Linked DNA regions of Homo sapiens: all the other regions are linked to region 1. Evidence: chromatin loops called from intact Hi-C (ENCODE). Cell type or tissue: mammary epithelial cell. All regions are shown on one strand.

What was found. A loop is a pair of places that touch in the nucleus more often than their neighbours do. Peaks named below come from ENCODE experiments on the same cell type or tissue, not always from the same donor. Only the 100,000 strongest peaks of a DNase experiment are listed, where the experiment ranks them.
Region 2: it touches region 1 in a loop (6-fold over the local background); 6 of 110 quality-filtered maps call a loop at or near these places.
Region 3: it touches region 1 in a loop (5-fold over the local background); 3 of 110 quality-filtered maps call a loop at or near these places.

What each region holds. Positions count from the first base shown.
Region 1 is chr3:58,819,821-58,827,820 of GRCh38, reverse strand. All of the region lies in intron 14 of CFAP20DC (CFAP20 domain containing), which reads left to right. CFAP20DC-AS1 (CFAP20DC antisense RNA 1) reads right to left here and starts at 3,350. Exons shown (of 3, transcript NR_110820.1): 1 at 3,246-3,350. In mammary epithelial cell, a CTCF peak has its summit at 3,431; a DNase peak (open chromatin) is centred at 3,390.
Region 2 is chr3:58,637,583-58,645,582 of GRCh38, reverse strand. It overlaps FAM3D (FAM3 metabolism regulating signaling molecule D), which reads left to right. Exons shown (of 10, transcript NM_138805.3): 5 at 1-74; 6 at 1,863-1,921; 7 at 5,406-5,456. Among named protein-coding and RNA genes, the nearest start is that of FAM3D, 25 kb to the left of the region's middle. RefSeq lists enhancers at 4,151-4,651, 4,652-5,152 and a silencer at 4,690-4,849. In mammary epithelial cell, a CTCF peak has its summit at 4,783 (motif pointing left); a DNase peak (open chromatin) is centred at 4,742.
Region 3 is chr3:59,806,619-59,814,618 of GRCh38, reverse strand. All of the region lies in intron 8 of FHIT (fragile histidine triad diadenosine triphosphatase), which reads left to right. It overlaps CFAP20DC-DT (CFAP20DC divergent transcript), which reads right to left. Exons shown (of 7, transcript XR_002959675.2): 7 at 3,309-4,887. Among named protein-coding and RNA genes, the nearest start is that of CFAP20DC-DT, 720 kb to the right of the region's middle. RefSeq lists enhancers at 3,879-4,512, 4,513-5,146, 5,781-6,416. In mammary epithelial cell, a CTCF peak has its summit at 4,647 (motif pointing right); no DNase peak of the experiment used is centred here.

The DNA of each region.
Region 1 (8,000 bases):
CTGAGGATACAGATAAAGCCTTATCCAAGCTTGAGGTATTCACAGTTTTGGTGGGGAAGCCCAGGTAAACGGCTCACTGTAACTCAGGGTGGCAAGTGATAGAATAACGAGTTATGGGAACACGTGAGAGGGAGTGATTCCGCATGTGGGTTTCAGGGATGCTTTCACAGAGAAGACAACAGTTAAGCCAAAGTTCAAGAATGAGTTCAAGTTTACCATGCAGACAAGAGGGGACTGGAATTCCAAGTTCCAAAAGGAAGCCAAATTAAGTCTGTGGTGGAGGGGACAGTGGGGAGTCTCTCCTTTAGCAAGATAACCTCCTCTTAGTGCCTTCGTTTCTCTGTCAGCTTGCGTAGCACTTGAAATGAGTTTTGCTTGTCTCGCTACCCACCCCCCACCCAACATACACACAAGTGAGCCACTCTGCTCCTGCCACACTGTCAACTTGGCTGTCAGTTGGTGAGCCATGCCCTGTGTTCAGATCAGGCCATGCTCATCTCTTCTCTGTCTGGCAGCTCCTTCTCTATTTAGAAAATGGCTCTTTAATTTCTGTTTTGGTTTTTTGGTTTTTGGCTAATTTTTTATTAAAGACTTATAATTGTTTTGAGCCGTTTTGGGTTCACAGCAAAATTGAGACGAACCCTATTATCAGTGTCCCCCACCAGAGTGGTAATTTGTTACAATTAATGAACCTCCATTGACACATCATTGTCACATTATCAGGGTTCACTCTTGGTGTTGTGCATTTTATGGATTTAGACAAAGGTATAGTGACATGTATCTACCATTATAGTATCATACAGAGTAGTTTCACTGCCCCTAAAATTCTCTGTACTCTGACTGTTTATCCCTCCTTTTGCTTATTTCTGAAGGCCCCAACTCACTTGTCACTGCTTCATGAAACTCTCCCCAACCCTCATCCCACCCTGAACAGAATTATTCGCTTCCCTCTCTGGGTCCCTGTTATCTTCTGGCTCAATTACAGCACTTATGACATTAGCCAACCACTGTTACCACTATCCCCAGGCCTGGTTGTGAATTCCTTGAAGGCAGAACCCTGCCTGTGTTCTTTCATACCTTCTGTGTTGGAGCACAAAGGCTAGCACAAGGCATCACAGCTAGTTGTCAGTCATTACTTGAATGAATCAATCAATAATATTTTTAAAAATTCCTTGTTTACGGATGAGTTTAGGTCCTTTGCAGGGACATGGATGAAGCCGGAAACCATCATTCTCAGCAAACTAATACAGGAACAGAAAACCAAACACTGCATATTCTCACTCATAAGTGAGAGTTGAACAGTGAGAACACATGGACACAGGGAGGGAAACATCACACAGCAGTGCCCGTCGGAGTGTAGGGGGCTAGGGGAGGGATAGATAGCATTAGGAGAAATACCTAATGTAGATGACGGGTTGATGGGTGCAGCAAACCACCATGACACATGTGTACCTATGTAACAAACCTACACATTCTGCCCATGTATCCCAAAACTTAAAGTATAATTTTTAAAAATTCATTTTTTACTCTAAAATAATTTTCGTCAAGATTCCAAAATAAACATCAGCTTTGCTTTGCTTAAATAAATCCTGAGTGATGCATGTAATATTTTCAATTCAAGATTTGATAAATGGATATTAAATATACACCCAAAGGAAAATCTCCTTCTGAGCAGGGCCTGATTGCAAATAGGAAGAAAAAGATGTAGTCCGGTCCCATTCAGTTTAGCATTTTTACCTGACGACTTCACACACATTGCAGTCTGAAGCCAGAAAGCCTACGCAGAGTAAAATGAAGAGTCTTTAGCAAAATCCTTTGTGTTTAACACAAACTTTGATTCCTCAGCATCTGTACAGTTCAGAGTAATATGTACTGTTTAAAAGGTGTTTAGATATAACAAATTAGTCATTTAAAAGTGTAATTAAATGTAACCACATTCCTCATAGCAAATTGGCTTTTGTAGGCATCTCTTGCTAAATAAATCAAGCCTACTGAGAAATCCATTGGCCTTTGACAGACAAATTTTTCAAAGTTTCTAACTTAGAACCAAATTCAATTAAAACAATACTTTACAACTTCTGTGGAAACCAGGCTACAATCAATCAATTTTGGAGAGTTTCTGTTAGGAGTAGCCCTCGTGAGATTTATTCAAAAACTGGGCTCTCGGCAGCCTTTGGAAGGGCACTAGGAGTTAGTTATAATGAATTTTAAGTGAATTTTATCTTGGTGAGGGATTTTGATTGACAATAGCATAAAGCCATGTTGTGTGTGTGTGTGTGTGTTTTCTTTTTTTAAGGAACAGGAACAGCTATCAATGGACACTGCTTCATGGGATGCCCAAACAAATATAAACTCTAGATCAGTCAACCTGGGCTCAAATTCCAGCTCTGCCATTTATGGACATGATCATCTTTGAAATGGAAATAATAAAAGAACCTTCCTAATATTGGCATTATGCAAATCGAATGAGTACATGAAATGCATGTGCCTGGTGCTTAGCAGAGTAAGCTCACACTGACTGTCAACTGCTGTTTCCCCAAGGTTATTCTCCTCAAAGGGCCACTTGAGTGATCAGAACAGAATTTCTAGGACATTTTCCCTTTTTATGACGACTGAGACCTGAAAGAGTAAGCAGAGATTCTGTAGTGTTTGTTTTGATGTGAGTTTAACCATCAGCATACAGACTGACTCCCTCAGATCCTTCCAAATAAACTCCTTCATTATCTCATTATTTCAATATTTCATTTCACTGTCTCTCCTCAAATGTAGATTCAAGAAAAGTAGGTTTATTGTGCAGCTACCCTGTGAGCAGATGCCCCAAAGCTGTCATTCCTTCAGGTTAATAATTAACATAACCTGAACGGGGGCATGGTGGCACAGGTCTGTATTCCCAGCTAATTGGGAGGCTAAGGCAGGAGGATTTTAGCCCAGGAATTCAAGGCCAGTGTGGGTAACACAATGAGACCCCATCTCTTAAAAAAAAAAAAAAGAATTCCCATACCTAATATCAAGCACATAAGTCTCTTTAGCTTACAAAAAAGAAAAGAAAAGCTCATTGCATGCATCCATCAACATGGCATGTTGCAGAGCATAATATTCGGAGAATAACGAGGCAAAATACACTTAATAAAACTGCAGGCATATGGTGAGGTTCTCAGACAAGTTATTTATGGTCTTGATTAACCTTGCAACATTATCGCCATTTTCATAGGTTTTACATAACAACATAAAAATATTATCTTTACCTTTTAACATGGCAGGATTATCTTATCTCCGGTTCTTTTATTTAGCCTTCATTTCGCTCCCTCACCCCAAAATCTCTAGCAGCTTGATCATGGAAAAGCAAAGCTGCTTGTGCTCCGTGGTAGTTAATTATATATGAATACTGTTTTCCTGGCACTAGCACATAGCAACAGCGCCACCAAAAGGCCGAGGTCCTGAGTTTCTGGGATCTGTTCCATTTCTTTGCTCCACAGCATATCAGCGTTTTTGCATGATATTCCTGGTTGCTGTGTATTCAAAATATAATATATTGGCATTTCAGACTCCTTATAATTAATAGGTTTTAATTTGTTCTGATCTACAGATTCATTAACTTCTCAGCTCTCTTTGGGTAGAATGAGTTTTCTTTTAATCCTCCTGAACTAAAAAGGTATGCAGTTGATTGTGCTAAGCTGCAGATAAATCATATGAGCAGATGTTCTTATACAACTATAGAAATGATATACGAAAACTGATATTAGAGTCAGTGTAATAGTGACAATAGAGACAGTATCTGTACTGTCAGGAGGAAATATTGAAATGTGCAAGTTGTTCTGTGTTTAGTGACTATGAAAGTCACCCCAGGAAATAAACTTTTCTTATTCTCAGAGTACTGTCTATTACATTTTATGATTGTCCCAAATTTAGTAACGTGGCAAAACTGATTTTTTAAATTGTAAATACATAGTGACATGTCATGAGAATGAAAACAATGAAATTAATTTATGGTAAGGAGATAGTCATATATATTTCAAATAAATGTATTTCTTCAGGGTCACTTTTTTTTCCTGCCACAAACAGAACTGATTTTGTCATTTTGTTATTCAAAAACTTAAATAGTCACCACTCTAGATGCACTCTCGAGCTGGAATAAACACTACAGACTAGTGGTTGAGAGGGTAAGCTGTGGACTCAGACTGCCTGGGTTCACATTCTAGCTCCACTCTTTCCTGGCAGGCACGATCCTGGGTTAATACCCAGTGTCAATTTCCTCTTCTGTTGAATGTAGTTGTTCATCCTATTTATTTCATAGAATTGCTCTGAGGATCAAATAAGATCATATCTACCAAGAATTAGCATAAGTACTCAATAAATGTCAATCGCCGCTATTATGATGATGGTCGTAGTTCATTGTAGATACTGGTTGTCATCCCTTTGCATCTACTTACGATATTCTCTAGGTATGACTGAATGCCAAAATCAAAACAAATTCTATATTATTTCATTGGTGCTTTCACAGGATGCTACCTACCTAGAAATAGGTTTACTGCTACATATGTTTATAAGCATATTGTAGGGGAGGAAAAATATCTTTTTCTCACCCACCCTGGATTCATCGCCAAGGCCTCTGTTGCAACAAAAGACAGATTAGCAAAAGAAAAACATACAAATTTATTTCATGTAAGTTTTCCATGATACAGGAGTCTTTATAAGGAAATGAAGAACTGAACAAACAGTGAAACTTGAATATTTTTACTCCAGGTTTGATGAAGAGAGGAAAGTGGTGGAGAAATATGATTGGGCAAAGGAGATATGAGCTAATGGAAATAAACGAAGAAAATCAGCAAGGCTTTTGTTCAGATTCTTCTCTGTGTCCCTGTGTCTTCAGAGATAAGGATGTTCCTTTCTTCAGGGGATAGGGACGGCATCTCTCAAATGAGTATCTTATGACCTGCTCCAGGGGGTGTTCAGAAAATCCTAGCTATGTTTTATGACCAGCTGCAGGGGAGAACAGGAGAAGGTGAGAGTGACCTTCCTGCTACTGTAAATGCCATGTCCTGAACTCCATCAATATCCATTTGTAGGTGAGGATGTCTAGCCTCAGACAGCTAGTTGTTCACCTTTCTATGTGTTCGTGTCAGCAGTTTTTATTTGAAAAGTTTCCATTGGTTACTTTTTTGTTTTCTAACACTTAAAAATCACTATGAGCAAAGATGGAAAGGGATCAGTCTGTATAGTCTTTTTTTTTTTTATTATACTTTAAGTTTTAGGGTACATGTGCACATTGTGCAGGTTAGTTACATATGTATACATGTGCCATGCTGGTGCACTACACCCACTAACACGTCATCTAGCATTAGGTATATCTCCTGATGCTATCCCTTCCCCCTCCCACCACCCCACAACAGTCCCCAGAGTGTGATATTCCCCTTCCTGTGTCCATGTGATCTCATTGTTCAGTTCCCACCTATGAGTGAGAATATGCGGTGTTTGGTTTTTTTTGTTTGTTTGTTTGTTTGTTTGTTTTTTCATGATTTTTTTTTATTATACTTTAAGTTTTACGGTACATGTGCACATTGTGCAGGTTAGTTACATATGTATACATGTGCCATGCTGATGTGCTGCACCCACTAACTCCTCATCTAGCATTAGGTATATCTCCCAATGCTATCCTTCCCCCCTCCCCCCACCCCACAACAGTCCCCAGAGTATGATATTCCCCTTCCTGTGTCCATGTGATCTCATTGTTCAATTCCCACCTATGAGTGAGAATATGCGGTGTTTGGTTTTTTGTTCTTGCGATAGTTTACTGAGAATGATGATTTCCAATTTCATCCATGTCCCTACAAAGGACATGAACTCTTCATTTTTTATGGCTGCATAGTATTCCATGGTGTATATGTGCCACATTTTCTTAATCCAGTCTATCATTGTTGGACATTTGGGTTGGTTCCAAGTCTTTGCTATTGTGAATAATGCCGCAATAAACATACGTGTGCATGTGTCTTTATAGCAGCATGATTTATAGTCCTTTGGGTATATACCCAGTAATGGGATGGCTGGGTCAAATGGTATTTCTAGTTCTAGATCCCTGAGGAATCGCCACACTGACTTCCACAGTGGTTGAACTAGTTTACAGTCCCAGCAACAGTGTAAAAGTGTTCCTATTTCTCCACATCCTCTCCAGCACCTGTTGTTTCCTGACTTTTTAATGATTGCCATTCTAACTGGTGTGAGATGGTATCTCATAGTGGTTTTGATTTGCATTTCTCTGATGGCCAGTGATGATGAGCATTTTTTCATGTGTTTTTTGGCTGCATAAATGTCTTCTTTTGAGAAGTGTCTGTTCATGTCCTTTGCCCACTTTTTGATGGGGTTGTTTGTTTTTTTCTTGTGAATTTGTTTGTGTTCATTGTAGATTCTGGATATTAGCCCTTTGTCAGATGAGTAGGTTGCAAAAATTTTCTCCCATTTTGTAGGTTGCCTGTTCACTCTGATGGTAGTTTCTTTTGCTGTGCAGAAGCTCTTTAGTTTAACTAGATCCCATTTGTCAATTTTGTCTTTTGTTGCCATTGCTTTTGTTGTTTTGTACATGAAGTCCTTGCCCATGCCTATGTCCTGAATGGTAATGCCTAGGTTTTCTTCTAGGGTTTTTATGGTTTTAGGTCTAACGTTTAAATCTTTAATCCATCTTGAATTGATTTTTATATAAGGTGTAAGGAAGGGATCCAGTTTCAGCTTTCTACATATGGCTAGCCAGTTTTCCCAGCACCATTTATTAAATAGGGAATCCTTTCCCCATTGCTTGTTTTTCTCAGGTTTGTCAAAGATCAGATAATTGTAGATATGTGGCGTTATTTCTGAGGGCTCTATTCTGTTCCATTGATCTATATCTCTGTTTTGGTACCAGTACCATGCTGTTTTGGTTACTGTAGCCTTGTAGTATAGTTTGAAGTCAGGTAGTGTGATGGCTCCAGCTTTCTTCTTTTGGCTTAGGATTGACTTGGCGATGCGGGCTCTTTTTTGGTTCCATATGAACTTTAAAGTAGTTTTTTCCAATTCTGTGAAGAAAGTCATTGGTAGCTTGATGGGGATGGCATTGAATCTGTAAATTACCTTGGGCAGTATGGCCATTTTCACGATATTGATTCTTCCTACCCATGAGCATGGAATGTTCTTCCATTTGTTTGTATCTTCTTTTATTTCCTTGAGCAGTGGTTTGTAGTTCTCCCTGAAGAGGTCCTTCACATCCCTTGTAAGTTGGATTCCTAGGTATTTTCTTCTCTTTGAAGCAATTGTGAATGGGAGTTCACTCATGATTTGGCTCTCTGTTTGTCTGTTGTTGGTGTATCAGAATGCTTGTGATTTTTGTACATTGATTTTGTATCCTGAGACTTTGCTGAAGTTGCTTATCAGCTTAAGGAGATTTTGGGCTGAGACAATGGGGTTTTCTAGATATACAATCATGTCGTCTGCAAACAGGGACAATTTGACTTCCTCTTTTCCTAATTGAATACCCTTTATTTCCTTCTCCTGCCTCATTGCCCTGGCCAGAACTTCCAACACTATGTTGAATAGGAGTGGTGAGAGAGGGCATCCCTGTCTTGTGCCAGTTTTCAAAGGGAATGCTTCCAGTTTTTTCCCATTCAGTATGATATTGGCTGTGGGTTTGTCATAGATAGCTCTTATTATTTTGAAATATGTCCCATCAATACCTAATTTATTCAGAGTTCTTAGCATGAAGGGTTGTTGAATTTTGTCAAAGGCTTTTTCTGCATCTATTGAGATAATCATGTGGTTTTTGTCTTTGGCTCTGTTTATATGCTGGATTACATTTATTGATTTGCGTATATTGAACCAGCCTTGCATCCCAGGGATGAAGCCCACTTGATCATGGTGGATAAGCTTTTTGATGTGCTGCTGGATTCGTTTTGCCAGTATTTTATTGAGGATTTTTGCATCAATGTTCATCAAGGATATTGGTCTAAAATTCTCTTTTTTGGCTGTGTCTCTGCCCG
Region 2 (8,000 bases), 180 kb after region 1:
AACTACTTTGCGTTTAAAATCTGCAGTGGGGCCGCCAACGTCGTGGGCCCTACTATGTGCTTTGAAGACCGCATGTAAGTACCTAAGACACAACTATGTTTATTTTATTTTATTTTATTTTATTTCATTCATTCATTAAAAAACTCAGAGGCTGCAGGGGCTGGCCTGTGAGACCAGCCCACAGCTTCCCTTTCACTCTGGGTGTGTGAGGCACAAATAACAATAATTGAAACAGCTCCCACATCCACCAGCACCTTGCCTGGTGCTTCACAGCATCTCTCATTCATTCCCCCGACATCCTGGGAGGTGGGGATATTATCCCCAGGAGAATGTAAAGATGAGGATAGTGGGGTGCAGACAGGGTCACCTGCCCAGTGGCAGGACCAGGATTTGACCTCAAGTCTAACAGCCAAGTTGCTGGGCTTCCCATGAAAGGAAATGCCTGCAGAGAAGTTTCAAGATCCTGACCCAGGCATCAAAGCCCAGATATAGCAGGCACCAGGGCTTCCACCCCAGTACAGGAGAAAGGCTGTGTACCTATCATCCAACCTAGACAGTAAAGGCCCTGGGACAGCAAGTGCAACCTATGAAAGAACTCAGGGACGGGTGTTTAAACCAGGATTCTGAACCTAACCACAGTTTGTTTAAGCAAAACAAGGAAGTGATGGGTTCAAATACCTAAAAGACCAGGGGTGGTAGGCAGGCTTCAGGACCACCTGGATCCAGGGATTCAAACAATGTCATCAGGGCTGTCTATCACCCCATCTTCAGCTCTACCCTCCTCTGTCTAATAGCTTTGCTTTTTTTTTTCTACTTGCAAGGGATTTCTCCATGTGGTTAAAGAGGGAGACCACCAGCTGGTTTGACATATTAGCCCAGCCTAGCACCCTAATGGGAAAAGAGCCTTCCTGTCTAAATTATCCCTGCAAAAGTCCCAAGCCTGTATTTCATTGATTGGCCTGGGTCACATGACCAAGCCTAGCCCAGCGTATTAGTCCGTTTTCACGCTGCTGATAAAGACATACCCGAGACTAGGTAATTTATCCAGGAAAAAGATTTTAATGGACTCACAGTTCCATGTGGCAGGAGAAGCCTCATAATCATGGTGGAAGGCAAAGGAGGAGCAAGTCACATCTTACATGGTTGGCAGCAGGCAGAGAAAGAGCTTGTGCAGCCTCCTTATAAAACCATTAGATCTTGTGAGATTTACTCACTATCATGAGAACAGCACAGGAAAGACCTGCCCCCATGATTCAATTACCTCCCACTGGGTCCCTCCCACAACACGTGGGAATTCAAGATGAGCTTTGGGTGGGGACACAGCCAAACCATATCAGCCAGTCGCTGTAGCTGGGGACGTAGGATGCTCTGCTTGTCCACACCTGGGAGAGAGAGGTCAATCCCAGGAACCACCTGGCCTGTTCGTGGAGAAAGACAATTCTCCCACCGCACATCCAGAGACAAGGGTGTGGATGCCGGGCCAGCAGGAACACAGCTGGGCCACATGGGGACTCAGACACCCCAGGATGGCAGCAACCTTCTGGGTCCTGCCTCCTTCCAGCAGCCAGGCCTCACGGCCTGGGGGTGGGCTGGCCCCACCTCCAACACCTCAGAGGCCCAGGCAGGGACCTTGCCTCTTCTCTGAGCAGGTTGTTCTGGTCCAACATGCCTTGAGAAACTCTTCAGAGAATCCAGCCCACCACTAGTTTTCAGGAGAAAACAGATGGCCCCAGTTATTGCATGTGTTTCCCAATGCTTCTGCATTGCTTATGTGGGTCCTCACGGAGTTCCCCAGCTGGGAGAGCAGAGTGTTCATTCCACACTCGGGACCGACTGTCATATTTCTTCTTCATTGTCTTCAGGATCATGAGTCCTGTGAAAAACAATGTGGGCAGAGGCCTAAACATCGCCCTGGTGAATGGTGAGTTGCATATCCATCCCCAGACAGTTCCCACCCAGAACCAGGGAGGGTAGGGGGTAGCGGCATATTCATTCAACCAACATTGGCTCAGCTCCTACCTCATGGCAGGAATGCCCGTAGAGCTCAGGAGGGGAAGCGTGGCTGGCCTGGGGGAACAGAAGGTCTCAAAGACCCGCAGAGCTGTAGAACCGCAGAGCTAGCCAGGCCCCTGCCACATGCTCCTATCTCAGGAGGACACACTTCTCCTATGGAACATGAGTGAAACATGACCCGATCCTCAAAGCCTCTCTGCTTAAGCCAACACAAATGAGGATGTGGGGACAACCAATGACAGTGCAAGATCACATGCTGAGTATACACCTTCATTCATTCATTCAACAAATACAGGCAGCAGCTACTGTGGGCCAGGCTCTGTACAGGACACTGGGGGTCAGCCAAGAACTAGAAAGGCCCTGGCTTCACAGCCTCCGTAGGTATCCGTGAGGCTCACAAACAATCTCAATGTGGTGAGCCTCTCTGGAGGGGCAGGAAGCACAGCTATGGGAGCTGGGATGCAGAGCTGGGATGCAGAACAGGGGACAGACCCCGGGTGGTTCAGGGGAGGCTTCCAGAGGGAGCTGATGGCCAGCTAAGGCCTGAAGGATTGTGGGCGCTGGCCAGGAGAAAATTGGGGAAGGCTCTTTCCAGGCAGGGGCAACACAGTGCAGGGAGGAGAAGGGAAAGGGAGGGAGAGAGGTTTGCAGGGCAACATAGAGAGGCAAGGCTGGGGACAGCAGCAAGGCCAGAGGATGAGGAGCTAGCAAGCCTGCTAAGAAGTGTGACTGGAAGCCGAGAGCAGTAGGGAGCCACGGAAAGGCTTTGAGCAGTGTGTGAGGGGCCAGGCATGCACTCCAGAAACCTCCCTCCAGCTTGGAGTAGGGGGGCTGGAGGCAGGGAGACCACAAGGGAATCCATGGCCTTGATAACCCTGCATCTCCTGCAGGACACACACTTAAACAGGAGGCCAGAGGGCCGCCAAGCCTGAAGTAGGGACACGTTTCAGGAGGGAGTGGACTTACAGGGTCAGGTAAGGACCAGGTGGTCTAGCCCCAGCCAGACCTCCTCTCTGCCTCTGTTCTTAGAAAACAGAGTTTTCTAAGAACTGGCTGTAAGGGCCACTTCTGGGACAAAGGTCAGGGCAAGTTGGGGAAAAGGTGTAAGGGATGCTCAGGAAGGAACTTGTCGAGCTTGTGTGTGGCAGGACCACATGAGCACACTTAGGAAGGAACAGGGTAGGATGGGAGCCCCGGCCTTGCCAGCTCCAAGCCCCTGCACTTCACTCCAGAGAAAGCCTTTTCTCGCTCTGCCAAGAAACCCTAATGGGTCAGGGGAGAAGTCGAGGCCTGGAGCAGTGATGGGGCTGTTCCTGGACAGATGGGAGTCAGAGGACAGCCCTGGCCAACTTCCTAGGAGCCCAGGAAGGGCCAGGGCAGGGAGTGGCAGGAGGCTGAGTGCAGCCGTTCCTCTGCAGCTTTGAGGAGGGCCCAGGCCTGTTCCACTCCAGCCTCAATGAAGTGGCATCCCTCCTGCAGGGAGGGTGTGCCCAGGCTGGTCTCAGAGCGCTCTTTTGTGCATGCCAGACCCCAGAAGACTGTAGGAGCCTCAGCATACATCAACACTCCCATCCATCTGCCCTCACCCCACAGCGAGGGCAGGCAGGAAATGGCACAGGCTGCAGCTGACCTGGCTGAAACCTGCTGACTTTCTCCCCTAAATGGGTCGCACCTGAGAAAAGCTTTTTGAATATTCTCCAATGAGATGGCCCCAGACTAGGCCTCTTTCCCTGCTTCTCACAAAGCCAAAAGGATGAAAATAACCATCAATGGCAATAAGAACTAGCATTTATTGGGCACTTACTGTGCCTTTTCATTTAACCCCATCACTGTGTTAGGATGGAGCTATGCTCAATATCCCCATTTCCCAGGTAAGAAACTAAGGCTCAAAGAGGTTAAGCAGGCTGGGTGCAGTGGCTCATGCCTGTAATCCCAGCACTTTGAGAGGCTGAGGTGGGCAGATCTCTTGAGCTCAGGAGTTCAAGAACAGCCTGAGTAACAGTGAACCACCCCCCGAATCCGCCCCGTCTCTACAAAAAGTAAAAAAATTAGCTGGGTGTGGTGGCGCACACCTGTAGTCCCAGCTAAGGCTGAGGTGGGAGGATTGCTTGAGCCTGGGAGGTCGAGGTTGCAGTCAGCCAAGCTCACACCACTGCACTCCAGCCTGGACTGCAGAGAGACCCTGTCCAAAAAAAAAAAAGAGGTTAAGCAACTTGCCCAAGGTCACACAGCCTATAAAACCACCTACGTTTGAACCTGGATCGAGTCAACTGCAGGTCTTAATCATTCACCTGAACTACCTCCCTAGACTAGAAATGTCTCAACCACACATACAGCACCTACTGTATACATGCGTGCTATGTATGCCAGATGTGGGGAAGCCCAACAAATCATGTAAGGGGCTCAGTGTCCTCATCTATATGACCAAGAACAACACAAGGATTGCTAAGGATCCAGTAGTCTTTAACCTTTAGTGGGGCAGAGAGTCCTCAGGATCTTCCAGCTATGCTGGCCGCCACCCCCACCCCCAACACTCTCCAATTGCAGAATCATTCACAAGCGCACGCGATCACAAAAGCAGCCCCATGGGTTCATAGACTCCTTCCAAGAGCCCCAGGTGAAGCATTCCGTTCACGCTACGTGGCTCCCGAGAATCCTGGAGGGGCTGCTAAGCGAGCCTGCTCGCGCCACCTGGACAGCCTAGGCCTGGTCCCCACCCTCCTCCGTAAGCCTCGGAGCTGCCATCCCCTCTGCAACGCCTCCATCTAGCGGCGGAGAGCGCGAACTGTAACGTTCCTCCAGAAGACTCGGTTCCCTGGAGGGCTTGGCCTTCGGCCACCTCCTCCCACAAAACCCACAAACGCAATCCAGGTTACTGGACCCTGGGAAACTGAGTACCGCTTAGCCCAACACAAATCCCTTTGCCTTCAAGAGGTGGAGGACTCCAGTTGTAGGTTTTCTATTTAGGTGGGAATAATAATGACGACTGTCATTTTGATTTTGATTTTGCAGCTAAAATTCATCTTGTATGACTACTATTAATATTTTAAATGTATCTCCTTTAGTTCCCACAACCCATTGTACAGATGCAAAAATTGAGGTCAAAATGCTAAGTCCTGCGTTAGAAACTGGTAGGACAGAACACCGACTCAGACTGAGTAGACTCAGTTCGATTCCAGAGATGTCCTCAGCCATTACGTTCTTGAACCTCTCAGATGAGCCCAGCCATTCCTGGAAACCTACTTTAGTCCTGCGTGCTCTTTATAGGACCTGATTTCATTAGATTCTTATTCTGTTTTTAGATCTTAGACTACAGATTAGGCATTTTCAGCAGAACGACAGGCAGAATGACACGTGTTACAGGGGATAATCGTTCTCCTCTTAACCCCTAGGAACCACGGGAGCTGTGCTGGGACAGAAGGCATTTGACATGTACTCTGGAGGTAGGTGCCTCTGCTGACACTGAAGTCACAGTCGGGGGTGCGGTGCAGAGGGCTGAGCCTCTTCATGTGGCAAGGGACCTGGTGGCTCGAGGTACCTGGTGCTTCTTTCCACAGGAGGCACCCAGGAAGAGGTGCGGTGGGGGGTTGAGGGTGTCCTGCTGCTTTCGAAACTCCTTCTGGCCATCTCAGTTGGGATCTCCCAGACTCAGATCCTGAGACAGGGATTCAAGTGCAATGCTTTATTTAAGAAGTGAGCTCAGGAAACGTCAGATGGGCAGCTGGAACCCTGTCCTCAGCCCAGGGCTTCATAAGACCCCACCCGGCCCTCCTCCATCTCCATCCCAACTCATGGGTGAGCAGTCCGCAGAGCTAGGAGTGTGCTGACCTGGAGTCTGCATCAGGGCCCACGCAGGTCTCTTACCAGGTGTGCCCCACCCCCAGGCTTCTGACACTCCCCCAGGATGGAGGGGTGACCAGGGGCTGGCTGTTGCTTGATGGGAGGGTGCTGTGGATGGAGCCTGGATGGGCCCACTGAAGTGCCCACATGCGGTGTGCAAGGTCCCTCCTCCTGGTACAGGATAGAGCTGAGGACAGGGGCAACAGGAGATGGGGACAGGCCAGGGGCTGAGGACCAGACATTCTGCCTGGAGTCCTACTGATGTTCAGCGTGGCCTGGGGCCAGGTTTATGGAAAACGTCCAGTCTCCGGTGTCAGAGACTACTGGCGGCATGACCTGAAGCAAGTGATGCCTCTTGAGCCTCAGTTTCTTCATCTGTGACATAGAGGCAGCTATAGTTTCCACTCCATAAAATTGATGTGAAGATTAGATAACCTGAAATAATTGGTGGAAGGGTATCCAGCCTGACTGGTGGAGGGGTCCAGGCAAGCTATGTTAGTCTTCTCCCTTCCCTCCTCTTCCCCTTCGCTCCCCTCTTCCCTCATTCCGTCCAGATGACTCAGAAGCAAGGAAATCATCTGTCAGAATGAAAAGGAAAAAAAGCGTAAAGATGAAACTAAGCTTTAAAATGCCTTATGATAAACTTGAATGTAGCCACGGCTGATGGGGACCCAGAAACAGAAGCATTGTGAGCAAGTAGTCCTTCCCTTCAGGAAACAAAAGGGGATGATGGCTTTTTAAAGTGAGGTGATCATTAGCAGAAGGCATGTTTTATTTTTTCAAATACCCACCGTCCATCCAGACAAGCACCAGACCGTAATATCTGCTAACAACACAAATTAATGGTGCTTTAAGAGCTCCCTCCTTTTGTCATAAAAGTTCAAGGGCCATTTCTTTAGAAGAGTGACTGTGGTGGTTGACCGGAAACCTCTGTCACTGAGCTGGCTGGCAGCTGGCCTTAGTTGGGAGAATGGCTTCTTCCCCAAGGTCCTAGAGGTCCGCACTGGAATACTAATAATCAAGGCCAGCTTTGTGGGCCTATGACCTGGGGACAGGGCAGTCACACGGGGCCCATGCTTGGAAGAATCTCACACTTGACTTCATGCTCTGCCATCGTGGTCTTGAAATACTTAATCATTTTTTATTAAAAGGCCCTGCATTTTCATTCTGCACTGGGTCCTGAAAATTATGCTGCCAATCCTGCTAATAATTTTTGGTTCCATTAGAGTACGCTTACTGTATGCCCAAAGTTATTGTCACATTTGCACTTCATAGAGGTTATAAGCAGGGCTGTTACTCATCCTCATTTGACAGATATAGTCTCTGCTTTAGCCACTAGGCTGCTTGTTCCCAAACTTGAGCCCACTCGAGTTGCACCATATCTAGAATAATATCTGCATTATTAGTATTTTTCTTTAAATTGGATCACTTTTTTTCTTACCTAAGTAAATATATCTTAAAAGGAAACTATATTACTGCCTTAAATGGAAAGCTATTATCACTTGTTATGCAGGGAAGGTGACCATAAAAATAATCACAATGGAGGGCCCTGGGACAGTGGCTTATGCCTGTAATCCCAGCACTTTGGGAGGTCGAGACAGGCAGATCACCTGAGGTTGGGAGTTCGAGACCAGCCTGACCAACATGGAGAAACTCCAATTCTACTAAAAACACAAAATTAGCCAGGCATGGCGGCGCATGCCTGTAATTCCAGCTACTTGGAAGGCTGAGGCAGGAGAATCGCTTGAACCCAGGAGGTGGAGGTTGCAATGAGCGCAGATCGCGCCATTGCACTCCAGCCTGGGCAACGAGAGAGAAACTCTGTGTCAGAATAATAATAATAATAATAATCACAAGGGAAACAAATCAGCCTCTTCACAGTGAGCTGGATGCTGATGCCTCCCCCAGGTGCTAAACCTAGAGCTGTTCTCTGTTAAATAGAGAGCTTGGCAAGTTAGGGAGGCATTAAAGACACACGCAGAGCCTTGCTCCTTGACACAGCAGGAGAGTTGTATTCATAGTCTACTCGAATTCTCTCCCAGGGATCTCAGTTGTCTGAGGCCACGTGCTATACCACCTAAAGTCAGCACAGATAATCTGGGCATTGTCCAGCGTAGAATGGGGTCTGGGGTATGCAAAGGGCCCAG
Region 3 (8,000 bases), 990 kb before region 1:
ACAAGGGATGGAGTCCACTTGGTCCTCCACTCCTAATTATAAAGGGTCTCAAATTTCGACATTTGATGTTATTTCCAAATGACTTGTTGAATGTCTTATGTGTGCTAAAGCATGAACTTCTTAAATATAGACATTTATAAAATACAACCAAAAACTTAAGCTTTATCACATTCTTTTATTTTGTAAAATGTCAGCAGCCTCAAAAATTGCCATTTGGAAACACCTGTCTTGACCCAGAAACCTGTCTTTCACTCACCTTAGGCCAAGACCATACGTGCTCTGGCACCTGGTGGCCAACACCAAACTGTTGGCCGTCATTTATTTCTTCCAGATATTTTGAATTTTCTGACTAACTTGTCTGAAATACACCACAGACGCGGAGCATTTTCCAACAAGTCTGATGTTGTTCCATCTCAGTTTTAATTCTGAAGCTGTGAATACTTCCTTGAAATAACAGCAGCACATCTTTTCTTTGCTCAAATCCTCCTTGTTTAATTTGCCAAGGATAGCAGGCTTTCTCCTCCCTGAATAATTCACCGTCGGGTGTGTGTGTGTGTGTGTGTGTGTGTGTGTATGTGTAAATTTTTTTACATAGAGGGCAGTCGGATGAATCCGTCCTTTTAGAATTGTCAGTGACAGACAACTATGACATCAGGTCATTTGTGAGCACACCAGCCCACTGATTTGGCATCTCCTAGCATCCCACACCCTGCTACCATCACCAAACCACCATTAACTCTTGTACCTCAGTTACCCCCTTCATAGCCTAACCATAGGCCATGCAGGAACAATGACTTATCTAGCTGTTTATTGAGTCACGTGTATGCCCAACCCCGCACCAGGAGCTAGGAATACAACTGTGTGCAAGGCATACTTGGGTCCCTGACCTTTTGGTGGGGAAGACAAGCTTCCCCTCACCCCTAAAAAACCATCCTAATAAATAAGAATATCTTTGCTATTGCAAAAGGATCAACAAAAATCTTGCCTCGTGTTAAATTCTTGACAACCCTCCCAGCTTATTCTTAATTCTTTAAGCTCTTTTAAAATCAACCTTCCTGTTCCAAAGACTACCTCCAAATCCTTGCTCTATCCCCTCTCAAAAATCCATGAATTTGGATCCCAGATTTATTATTAAGTAAGCGTTCCAGGAATTATTATTTCTCTCTTCACATGCTGTGCTCTCTGGGAGCACAAACAGTCGCCTTCTTAAGCTGGCAGGAAAGAATGCGAGGGTACGTCCTCAGGCGAACCTTATCGAGAGCCAGAAGCCACACATTTCCAAGGTGTAAATATGCAGCCGGTGGTGCAGGCCTGGGATGCAGAGCCCCATCAAAGTGTTAACATAAAATAAGGTTGACAGTGCCACTTCATCAGAAACAGGCAACAAATTAGATGTTATGAAATGCTTATAAGCCTAGGGAGTAAGGTGCTCAAAGACAATTACCAACTAAACATTTCATTAATGAAATAATGATTAATTGTAATTACTAATTAAAATTCAGGATTATGCTGTTGGTTTTGAGCAGTAACAGGAGTAATGACATTACCATTTTTAATGGAATTCCAGGAATGAAAACTATAACAACTCACAGAAAAGATATGGCTTGCAAGCGTGATTAGGACTTACTGTTAAACCCAGGGGCACGGAATTTTCCCTGCTGGTGAACTTAAGTAAGTTTAATGTGGTGTAATTTAATTACTGAGCGTAGTTTTCTTCTCAGTGGGAAGAGATACCAGGTTTATGCTTTAAAGAACAAAAGGAAGAACATAAATAGCTATGGGTAATGATTGGCTACTAGCAGGAAAAATCAAACAGCATTTAACTGTCTTTTGCATAACATTTGAGGGTAGATGCATCCTGGCTCGGTTGCAAATTTTATTTAATTAATGCTTAGAGGATTAACAACAAAGTAGCCCATGCAGACAGGGAATGTAGTCCTGTCGAGTGTACAGGAAAGTGAATTTCCATAGGAAGGACGTCTCCACTGAATAATTAATGTGCGTGCATTTTCATAAATGTCAAATTCCCACAGGAAGCAGAAACTTGACCCTCTGTAATAAACCATTTAGGATTCATTAAATATAAGCATCGTTCTTAAACTGTTTGCCATGGCACATGAGCTCATCCATAATGCAGCATGCTGGCCTTAGCTGCAACATAAAAATGCCCAGCGCTTGGCTTTTAGGCAGCTGCCGTTACCCTGAGTGTGCCGACTTCTTCCAGTCTGACTCAGATCTAGCCCCTGTGGGTGAGCTATCACTCACTTCTTTCTGACTTGTATAAGGCCAAGATCAGTCCAGAGTCAATCTGGAAAGCTAACATTTAACTCTTCCTCAAAGACAAGGAGGGCCTCAGACCCTGTTTAGACCTTCTGTATCAGGGTTCCATGACATTGGCACTAGTATCCTGTGGGGCCAGATCATCTTTGTTGAGGAGTGACTGTCGTGTGCATGGCTGATCGTTTGGCAACATTCCTAGTCTCTGCTCACTAGATGCCAGTAGCATCTACCCTCTCCCACCAGTTATGACAATCAAAACTGTGCCAAACATTGCCAAGTATCCCCTGGGGGCAGAATCTCCCCCAGTTGAGAACCACTGTGTATAGATCTTACTGGAGTGTATCCACCTAGGTAGGATGAGCTGCCACGGGGTAGGATGAGCTGCCAAGGGGGCACAAGGCTTCCTATTCAGCTGGGCCTGTGAGGCTGTGGGAATCCATAACCCCTTGTCACCTTCACAATCACAGCCATCCACAAGACCAAATGTGCCTTGCTCTTGAATAGTATTAACTGCCCCTTACAGATCCAAATGTGGCTATCACAGTGGCAGTAAGTGCGCCATTAAAATGAAAACCATTTACTCTAGTGACCCAGAGCTGTCTTATATATTCCTCTCTCTGCAGCAGTGACTGTTTCCTTTTCTTTATGTATCAAAATTACTAGCGCTGTGAGCAACCCCCACCATTGTCCTGGACTTATAAGGAGTCCAGTAAATCACTAAGTGATTTTCTTTTTCTTCCTTCCTTTCTTTCTTTAAAAAACAAAAATAAATTTTCTGAGATTAGTATGGGAAAAGAAAAAGCAAATGAGCTCACCCGTGGAAATTTTTATCCCAACTGTTTCTAAAGTCTGAAAACAAATCACATTTTTTCTTTTAATAGAATATAGATTTGATTTCTTGATTTTAAAACATGCACTTTTAATTCTGTCTGGGCATGCAGGATGCCCACATGCTGGCTAAAAAAAGAAACACGAAGCTATTTGGAGAATCACTTTGTCTACACAAAAGCAGAAGCTGATTTGACTAATGATTTTTCTCCTCTTTGATTTTTATTTGAATCAAAATGAGCAGTTAGTTATATCTTGGCACCCCACTGCCATTGCCTCTGCATTCTCCTAAAATAAAGAGGATTTGATGTGCTTAGTACAGATGTGTTATGAGAGGGTGACATAAGTGTGCAAGGGCATCCTTGACGTTGTGTTGTGTCCATGTGACATAGTAACTGGGCACAACTCATTTCACACTGAGAGGTTGAGACTGGTCAGTTATTGGAAACCCAGAGCATTCTGATTTTCTCTTGTGACAACAGTTCCACTTTGGCCTGTTCATAAATCACACTGGCTTGAGAGCAGACCATCACAAGTATGTTTTCTTTCTAGTATTCCACTTTCAACAGACATGTTTTAAATTAACCAGCCAAACACAGTTCAAGAATCAGAACCAGTGAGTGAAAAGTCTACTTGGCTCAAAACCTGACTCAGTCTTATTAATTCAGAAAGCAGAAAGCTTACATGCGCTAATTACCAAAGCTACTAATTAGCTTTAATTATAAGCTTGGAAGGAAGTTGAAGTGTGCTGCATTCGATAGTGCTGTTGACCTTTTCAGTGTACTTTGGAGGGGGAGGGTGGAGAGGCATAAAGGAGGTGTTATAAAATTCATCAGAGAGCAATTAATTTATGTCTTCTGATGAATATGCTATAAATTAACACATCTGTGTATATCAGAACATAAAGGCATTTTAATGGAGCCTTACCAGTGTCAACTCTGAGTGCCCCAGCCAGCCAAGAAAATGTACTCGTTTGGTAAGTTATTTCTTATTCTACCGCTATTGTAAACCATGTGGCAAACTGCATCCAGCCAGGTGCATGCTTCTATTTGTAAGTCATAATTAAGATAGGGGGCCAGCTTTGATTGATTTGGGAGGGTCACTCTGAGGAGCTGCCCTTGCAGACATTTCATGAGGTGCTCAGAAATCTGTTTCATGCCAAAGTCTGGAAATACTGTCCCCATTGGTCTCTCACCAGGGTCTTATTTGTCACTCTCTCTGAGCCTCTACAGCCCAAGGCTCAAACCGTGCCTTTGATGTGGCTGGGATGCTCCATGCTGTTTTTCATGTGGTAAGACAGCTCCTCCAGTACTCCTCCTCACACAAATGACGATGGCTTTCAGGGACCACCAGTACAGCCTTTCACACCTCAGAAGACCCTCCTCAGGCCCCAGGAGCCCTCTCACAATCCCCGTAAGAGGCACCTAAAGCAGACCAGCATCTGCTTGCTGTGACTTGTAAACTCTGAGTCCCCTTATCCTCTAGATTTGAAGCTTCTTTGGTTAGGTTCCAATCTCTCAAAACTGACGTATCCCCTAGTAACCACCAGAGGGATCCCATATAATGTGATAAAAATTATAATCAACATGGAGGAATCACAGCTCAGCCAGCGTGTGCTTGCTTCCAAGGCCCCAGGTCTCTCAGCCTGGAAAAGGAGAGCGGGGAACAAAGGAGGAACAATGTGAGGGAAGGTTCTCCTTGGCAGCTTCGGGGAAGGGATCCTCAAAGGAGAGGCACAGGTCTGAAGACGGAAGTGTCTGAGGCCAATCTTCTCTTCTCCTGGAAACAAGCAAACAAATAAAACAAACCCCAGTCATTACAAAGAAAGCCCTTTGAAAATCAGTGAAATCAGACCCTATTTGTTTCTAAACCCGTGTTCAGAAGTTGAACTCCAAATATAATGAGATTTTTTTGTGAGAACTAAGAGCCTTTTCCATGTTTCAAATAGGGTTGTACAATTGTATAAAAGAAGAGGGAATTGGGAGTGTATTATGTTAGCTTCCTAGGACTGCTGTAACAAATTGGCACAACATGAGTGGCATAAAACAACCAAAATGCATTCCCTCCCAGTTCAAGATGCTGGATGTCCAAAACTAAAGTGTCAGCAGAATCATGCTCTCTCTGAAAGTTCTGGGGAAGAATCCTTCCTTTCCGCAATCTTTGGCCTTCTTTGGCTTACAGCAGATTCACTCTAGTGTCCGCTTTGTCTTCACATGGCCTTCTGCCCTCCGTTGATGTCCTTATAAGGACACCAGTCACGGAATTTAGGGCCCATTCTAATCCAGTATGACCTCATCTTGACTAATAACATCTCCCAAGACCTCTTTCCAAATAAGGTCACATTCTGAGGCTCTAGGTGGACATGCATTTTTGGAGAGCACACTCTTCAACCCAGTATGTGTTCCTTAACTATTTATGTAAACAACATTTCAAGTTTAAGCCCTAGACACAAAGCTGGGCTGATACTGTAGTTCTAACATGATTTCCAGGTCTTGGGATGAAATCCATGATCACCACCGGGAAAATGATACTTCAGTCACCGTGGGTTTCCTCTCTGCTTTTTAAAATATAGTTTTTCAAGCACAATGCCTCTCCTCTAAGCTGTTGTAAGGCTTCTGTCGGAGAGTTTTTGGTGTCTTTTGTGTGTGAGTGTGTGTTGTGTGAAGTATCAGAAGACATTGTTTCTACCCCGCAGTCCCTTTGTAGCTAATTTTATTGCCCTCAGCTGTTAGGTCTTATAGATTATCCCCGAGCCTATTGGGCCAAATCGGTGTAGTTAAAGCTCAAGCCATCCTTGTTTATCCCTGTTCTTAATTCATGTCTGGCTGCCCAAACGGCCAACTGAAACTCCAGATCAGCTCAGCAGAAAGCTGTATGTTCAGGTCAAACATGCTTGAGTGAGAAGATTGTCTGCAGTGTGTCAGGCAAATTGGCAAGCAAGTGTCAACAGACCCGGAGGTGGGAGGAGAATGAAAAGAGGGGAAATTAGCAAAAGGAGTGGACGTGGTTGGACCTGAGTTTTACCGTAGGGTAGAGACTGGTCATCACTGGCAGAGGTGGGGTTGTGGGGAAAAAGGGAGATAGTCCCAGGGGCTTGTCAGAGAGGGCCTCCATCTCCAGGTCAGAAAAGCCCTGAAGAGCCAGCCTTTCAAGCCCACTTCTTGTTCAGAGGCCCCTCCGCAATATCCCTACCATGTGGACTTCTAGCCTTGGCCTGAATTCAAGCATCCTAAGTCATTACCAAGCCCCCTTTCAAACCACACTCTTCATCCTGCAATTTTCATTATGTTAAAAAAGCATCTGCTTCCCCAGACACTAAAGGCCACATATTGTATGATTCCATTTCTATGAAATATCCATAATAGGCAAATTGATAGAGACAGAAAGCAGATAAGTGGTTGCCAGGGACTGGGGGGGTAGGGGAAAGGGGAGTTACCACTTAATGGGTGCAGGGTTTCCCTTCGGGATAATGAAAATGTTCTGAAACTAGGTAGCGGTGATGTTTGCACAACACTGTTGAATGCACTAAATGCCACTGAACGATATACTTTAAAATGGCTAAATGGTGGATTTTACGTTATGTGTGTATGTTTCACCACAGACATATAAATTGCTTTCTTCCGATCCACCCACTAGTTATCTACCTGCTCCATGAAACCAAACAAGTTTAATTCCTTTTCCACGGCCCACGTTGTTAATGTTTCTTTCTCCTGTGTTTGCGGAAACCATCACGCACCCCCACCCCATATCTCCACTTCTCATGACTACTCACCCTGTGTCCCAGAATTGTGCATCTTTGAAACCCCTGATCCTGGGTACCCTCCAATGGATATATCCCCTTTTCTCATTCCTTTTCTGAAATTATGCTGCTGCTGGGATATACTGCTGCCGAGGAATATGGACAGCACATGCTACAGAATAATCACCTGCTTTGGCCTGGGACTTGGAAGGTCTGGGTCCTGACTTTAACTCTCTGTGTAACCTGAATGGTAAACAAATCATTCAGCCTCAGTTTCTTCACCTGTAAAATGGAAGACAAGAGGGCTTCCAAAGCCTTTTCTGACTTTCAGACTTCTAACCCACCACATAGCTCTGGACCTTATTCTTGCTGATGACACCCCATAGTGTGTTCCTGTTTGGCATCCCTGCTATGCTACTAATACCCACTGAGCTGGAAGTTAACCAGGCAGGACATCTTCCTCACTAGGGTTAAGCTAGATCTTCCGCACCCCAACCCGCAATGTGTGACATTGGATTTGGGGCTCCAGATGGAAGATTGCACTAGGATCCTGATTAAATGCTGCCCCATAAGATGGAATACAACATTCCAAAATGTAATTTTTGATCTTCATTGCATTATCTAACCTATGTATATATCTCTTATTTTGCTCTCATAGAGAAATCTGTGTGTGTTCTCAGGCAAGTCCCTTAGCAGAATTTTGGATAAGAGAGGGATCACAGCCAGAGTCCCATACTAGCCCACTGAAGATTTCTATTCTGGTGTTTTCCTCATCTCCAGAAGTATGGCAATGGTCCTGTTTATCACTGTTCTGTTTCTGGAACTGTCTGAGCTGAGACTAAATAATTAATAGAGGGGCTTTCTGAAGATCTTTCCCTTATCTTTTTCTTGATATGAGGACTACACTTGTATTTTGGTGGTTTGCATTTGATTTTGTTGTTCTCATTGTTTCTCCAGTGATAATTTGGTTTGAGTCACTAAGAGGACACCCCCATGTTCCACAGCTGCATTCTAACCCCATACACTGGGGAGATACACATATATATGTATATACATATGTATATACACATATATACATATGTATATACATATATATACACATATATATGTATACATATATATGTATATATATATATAAACCCTGTACCCATAT